2 separate regions of the Mus musculus genome follow, and region 2 is linked to region 1. The links are chromatin loops, found by intact Hi-C in ENCODE. Cell type or tissue: left cerebral cortex. All regions are shown on one strand. Each heading gives the region's core, and the rest is flanking DNA. Links, peaks and the distances in the headings are about the cores only.

What was found. Peaks named below come from ENCODE experiments on the same cell type or tissue, not always from the same donor. Only the 100,000 strongest peaks of a DNase experiment are listed, where the experiment ranks them.
Region 2: a loop joins it to region 1, with 3 times the contacts of the local background. A loop is called at or near these places in 3 of 42 quality-filtered maps.

Annotation. Positions count from the first base shown.
Region 1 is chr8:60,632,284-60,635,194 of GRCm38, forward strand. It overlaps Mfap3l (microfibrillar-associated protein 3-like), which reads left to right and starts at 542. Exons shown (of 3, transcript NM_027756.5): 1 at 542-775. In left cerebral cortex, for the core only: CTCF peaks have their summits at 715 and 1,201; DNase peaks (open chromatin) are centred at 454, 1,188 and 1,935; H3K4me3 peaks cover 2,356 bases; H3K27ac peaks cover 1,331 bases.
Region 2 is chr8:60,772,512-60,775,422 of GRCm38, forward strand. No RefSeq gene overlaps it. Among named protein-coding and RNA genes, the nearest start is that of Gm45650, 55 kb to the left of the region's middle. In left cerebral cortex, for the core only: a CTCF peak has its summit at 1,110; DNase peaks (open chromatin) are centred at 631 and 1,143.

The sequences.
Region 1 (2,911 bases), core at 251-2,750:
GTTTTATAAATTTTCGCGGAACCACACCACTCAGAATCCACCGCAAACACCCTGCTGTGTCTTGTCGTGCCACTTCGAGGCGTCCACTGTGCTTTTGCTGTGACAGCGCGGCCGGCCGCCTAGGAGGCCCCATATGCTCCTGCTCGCGAGGTGCTGTGACAAGACAGCCTTAGAGACTAGGTTGGTTAATGCGTGGGTAGGCTGGTTGCCCGTGGCATCCAAGATGACATTCGAAGACGCCTTTGCCTGCGTGTCCTTGAACGCCACTGAGACGCGACGCTCCGGAAAGTTGAGGTGACAACGCCGGCAGCGCCCTGCCTCCCCACAATTACCAGTCACGCTGCCCTAGCACCACTGAGTCTGGAGGAAGAGGCAGGGTGGAGCGCGGGAGCACCGCCCAGTGGCCGCCCGGTCCCGCCCAGAGGCCGGGCTCTCTGAGCACGATGCTTCCCTGCAGACTGCAGGGCCAGCCCGGGGTGGGCGGAGCCCACCACCCGCAGCGGCCCGCCCCGGGCCGCGGCTGCGGCGAAAACCCGGTTGTGCAGAGTGCACCGGACCTCGGCGCCGCCGGGAGCCGCACTGGGCATGCTCGGCTCTCGCCGGCTCTGGAGCCCGTAGGTGGGAAGCTCCGGCTCCCGGCGGCGGGGCTCGTAACCCGCATCGAGAAGAGGCGCGGGCGGCGGAGGAGGTTGGTACACGCTCGGTGCTGCAGAGCTCCCCGGGTGGCCATGGCGAGAGGTGCACGGCGACCACCCGAGTGGCGCAGCGGTGTCAGGTCAGTGAGGGCACTGGGCGGGCGAGCCTGGGCGGCGGGCTACAGTAGGAGGGAGCCTCGCACCGGGTTTGTGGTCAGCGGCCGCCCGAGCTGCAGAACTTTCGGACGCCTGGGCTGGCGAGGCTACGCGCCTGGAGGTGCCCTGCTCTCCCAGCTCGTGGCTGGTCGCAGGATGCTGGAAGTACATGCAGGGCGGAGACCGGCGGGTTGGGGACAGTCGCGTCCAAGGCTCGTGCCACAACCTTCTGATGGCCAGGGGCGCGCTGTCCACAGCGCGTTAGCACAGAGCCTTCCCAATCTCCCGGGAGAAGGAGGATGCCACGCAGAGACAGGGCTCTTCGCCCAGCTGTGGATCGTTCTTGTCACGGTGCCTCAGTTTCCCCAGACAGGGAAGGGTGTACTGGCCTTTGCCCGGAAGGCGGCGTGGGGAGCTCCGAAGCGCCGCGTCCTGATGCTGCAGGAGTGTGGGAAGCAGCTGGTGCTAAGAGCTGCTTCCTTGTCTTGAGAGCTCTTGGAGTTTGTCGCATTTCCCACCATAGCAAGTTGACACCAAATTGTCTGGTGGCCTGGAATGGGGGAACGTCCTTCTTTGGCTAAAAAAGTAAATGCCGAGTCAATCCTTTTTAAGCCCGAGAATTGCTTGTCTCCCTCTTTAAATTAGCCTGGGATCGCAAATTCCAAGGTTTATAAAGCAAACTGGAAAAAAGAAAAGAAGATGTTTGCAGGTACATCAGCTGCTCACCCTGTAGAAAATATTATGGCTCCGTCGTCATTGTTTTGAAAGACACTTGTTCAAAGTGTGGTTACTGTAGCAATCTTTATTTGCTCTAGCTTTATATTAGGAACTTGGAATCAGCATTGCAGAAACAGTGGTTTTTGAAGTTTTCTCACTCCCCCCCCCCCAGGCAAAACACTTTTTTTTTAAAGTTGCTACTACACTCAACATAGTAAAATGTTCAGGATTAAATCTGCAAGATGGAAAAAGAATTGTTTTTCAGGAGAGACTAAATTAGAGCAAGGTAGTTTGCAGGCAGTGAGCTAATGCACAAAAATGCAATCTGTACCTTCTAAGGTAATGTTACTGTTTTCCCCTACAGCTACCCATATTCATCTATTAAAATACTTACAAGTTTGAGGAGCCCAGCACATGACTGGTTACATTACCTGGCTCTGTGTGATGCACCACGTTTACAATGTGCCCTGATTGCTCCACCTAGCTATGCCTTGTGCTGTTTAGAAAGAGACAAGTGGGATCTTTCCTTAGCTGTGTCTTTCTGATTGATAGCAGGGGGCTGAGCACCTAGGTCTTACAAGTGTTGCTGGGTTTGTACTTCTGTGCCCCCTGGGTTTGCTAGTGACACTAGATGAACACAACAGACCATTTCTTTTAAAAATAAATCTCCTCACACTCATGTGACCTTATTCAAACCCCACTCCTCACCCTTTTTGGCTAACAATTGAAAAATTTAAGACTATTTAAGTACCACAGCTATTGTTTAATTTGAGCTTTCAATATTTTTCTTCAAGAACTTCCAGACACTTAAATGCCAAGTAGCTACTTGCAGTAACCAAATTGTTCAGTCTCAGCCCAAGTCATATAGCGTCATTAAGCAAGTGTGTTTGTATGAATTCAGGAAATATGTAGATAGTAGTGTTTGCCTAACTTAGAATTCATTCTAGCATTTGGGATACAAGTTGTCTTTTCTAGCAAAACCCAGGGGAACACTTACAATTCTGACAGTTTCCATGGCCAGTCACATATAGTAAAAATCAGCATTAAGGTGCAAATGGTTGGTTTTAAATTTGCCGTGATACCTCTGTGGAATGGGGTTAAAAGAATAGGGGTTGGTTGGTTATGTGATTATAACTAATTAAAGGCAGACAGAGCCATTTAATACTCATGCTCCAAACAGAGGCTCTGTAAATTTATTGGTCTTGCTTCTGCCTCCACCTGAGGCCTCTTCATGCATTAAAATTTCACATTAAATTTTCTTCCCCACAAACTTTTATGGCCAGGCTTCATAAGCTGCAAGGATGAGTAAGACATCATGACTCATACCATCTAGTTGGAGTGATGTGCCCGAAGACAAATCAATTAGAGTAGAAAATAAGCGTTGCAGTCCATGTATGTGTGTG
Region 2 (2,911 bases), core at 105-2,604, 140 kb after region 1:
GTTTCTTCTAAGGTCTTTTACCCTTCAGCTGCTGGGCATGGAATCAAGCATGTAGTCTCTCTCCTCTAAAACAAGGAGGACAACCCAATGAGCAGATGCATGACAACATTAGCCCTAGGCTTGGTCTCTCCAGTCACTTCTCCACCCCTGTTTCTCCCTCCTCTTTTAAGTAAGTTCTCCACCTGTTTCTCTCGCCTCTTTTAACCTTACTGAATTTCTGTGGCTCACACTTCTAGCCAGTATGTATAAAGGGGCCCGTGTACATTTTGTTCACAGACATGCAAGACATTTGCCAAAGGTACCAGTAATTGGAATTGTTCACAGTCTAGATAGAAAACAAAAAATAACTAATATGTTAAAATATGAATATATATTATATTTAATATATAAGTAAAATATAATATGAATTTATATGTGGAGTCTTCACAAAAGTGTCACAGAGAGGTCAAAATCTGTCTGGTGAAAAGCTTTATAGACGACAGAGGCTTAAGTTGGACTTGGAATGTTTCTGTGTAGGTGCACCAGGAAGTTCCGGTAGTAGTTTCCAAAGAGAAGAGAAACAAGCGTAAGAAAGATGCGTGGGAAGCTATAGAACAGAGTTGTAGGTGTTTGTGTTTCTGATTTTTCTCTTCTCTAAGTAGATGGATGGAAAAACACAGTGGGAGATGATTGACAGCTTGAAGAGGCGCTCAAGTAATTTAACAGAGAGATATCCCTACCCAGCAATATCACTCTCCCTGAGCAAAGTACAGAAACTCATCAGTAGGAAAGACAAATGGAGCTGGAAGCACGTTTAACTCCACTGCTTCATCACCTCATCTGGGGCTGTGTTTGTGGATGTCACTCTGTCCACCAAACAAACAGAGGAAATTCCAAAGATGCTCATATTTCCTCTTTCTCCCCTCTCCCTCCTTCACTGGGGACAAAAAAAAATATTTGATTTCTCTCTGCACCTGTTCCTGCATTGTTTTTGTATGCCACCTGTTCCTATAGCATCCCAGTAGACACACATAATCCCTGACTCATAAGACTAAAATGCGAACTATGCCAGGAACCGGACTATAGACAGAGTCACCGCCAGGATATGTAGGCTGAGCTGCAAGCAAGGCCCAGGTTTCTTTTGTGATCCTAACGCCTACATCCTCTCAGCCTGAAATGGACTATTGTGCTTTTCTGGGCTCTGTGACTCACCAGTCTTTGCACATCACACAGACAGGAGTTTGTTAGGGATTTTTAGGTGTTGAAAGTCTGGAAAGCTCAGGCAGTGCAGAATTGCTAAATCTGTACAGTTGACTAAAGAGAAGAGCTAAGGCCTCTGAGACATTTTCCCAAGATTTAACTCTTGACAACTCCATGTCAATTTTAGCCACATTTTCTGCTAGTAAATAATGGCTGGACCAGCTACAACTTTAGAGCCCTCACTGTAATCAGTTCTAGGGGAGGGATTATGATTGACAGGTAATTAAGAAAGCTGACAGGAAATAGCATTTGGCCTTTTTGAAAGAAAACCACAGTTTGTAAAACATAATCTAATTTACCAAAACCCCAGATGGCAAAGCTGTGCATATTGTCACCAAGGCCAGGAGTCTTGTATTAAATTAATCCCTCTTCATATTATAGTTATGGAAACTTTAACTTCCATATGAGAGGAAAGGATGAAAATATTACAAACTTTGAATTAGGAACTCAACATTTTCTGGGCCACTGCTAAATATAAGATGCAAAAACATTGATTGATTGGGATGCAGACTTTCCTGGCTAGAGCGGAGATAAGATTGAGCAGCTCTGAAATGCCCTTCCCTTGTTTAAACGAGCAAGACTGAGTGTTAGGAGGTAGTTCCCCGAGTTCAGCCATCTCAGGAACGAGTTCACCTTGCTGGCTGGATCAAAACTGAGTTTACATTCCCAGGGCCCGGAAACCAACTCCTATCCTGCTTCTTCCAATGTTTCCTGTTTGTCTGTTAACTAATAACAGATGTAAGGAGGAAAGATGCTGTTATCCCGTTATCTAACCTAAAACACACAAGTCATAAATGTGTTGCCATCTTGTAATTGACTAAGAGCTGCTTGACCACTTCTTTGTTCCCTTATCACTTTAAATGCCAGGTCCCTTATGGAGGAGCTAGAGAAATTACCCAAGGAGCTAAAGGGATCTGCAACCCTATAGGTGGAACAACAATATGAACTAACCAGTACCCGGGAGCTCTTGTCTTTAGCTGCATATGTATCAAAAGATGGCCTAGTCGGTCATCACTGCAAAGAGAGGCCCATTGGACTTGCAAACTTTATATGCCCCAGTACAGGGGAACGCCAGGGCCAAAAAGGGGCAGTGGGTGGGTAGGGGATTGGGGGGGCTGGGCTTGGGGGACCTTTGGGATAGCATTGAAAATGTAAACGAGGAAAATACCTAATTAAAAAAAAATGCCAGGTCAGAGTCCAGGGGGGAAGCGGACTACAAAAGCTGACTCAAGTACCCTGAAAGTTAACCTCAGGTAGACCAATGTTAACTTCCCTTGTGTCAAAATATGATTGGTCAATGCAACATCCCACCTAATCTCCCTTGCTTTGTGTTCCCATCCTATAAAAATGTTGTACAATCTCTCTTCAGAGATTCCGTTCAGATCCCGAAGTAGCCACCTCCTGGTGCAAGCAAAAAATAAAGCTTTCAGTTCTTCTGGTGAGTTTTCTTGGCTTCGATCCCAAACCCAGCATATGAAAGGAGGATATATGCCGTTATCCCTAAAATTTTAAGGATATTCATTATGTCAGAGACTGAAGAAAGAAGTTAATATACATCAAGATTTCAAAACAAGGCATGAGGAGCTAAGGAGAAAACTGTGGTCAAAAGCTCTGTGATGCGCATACATGGCGCACGCCTTTAATCCCAGCACTTGGGAGGCAGAGACAGGCA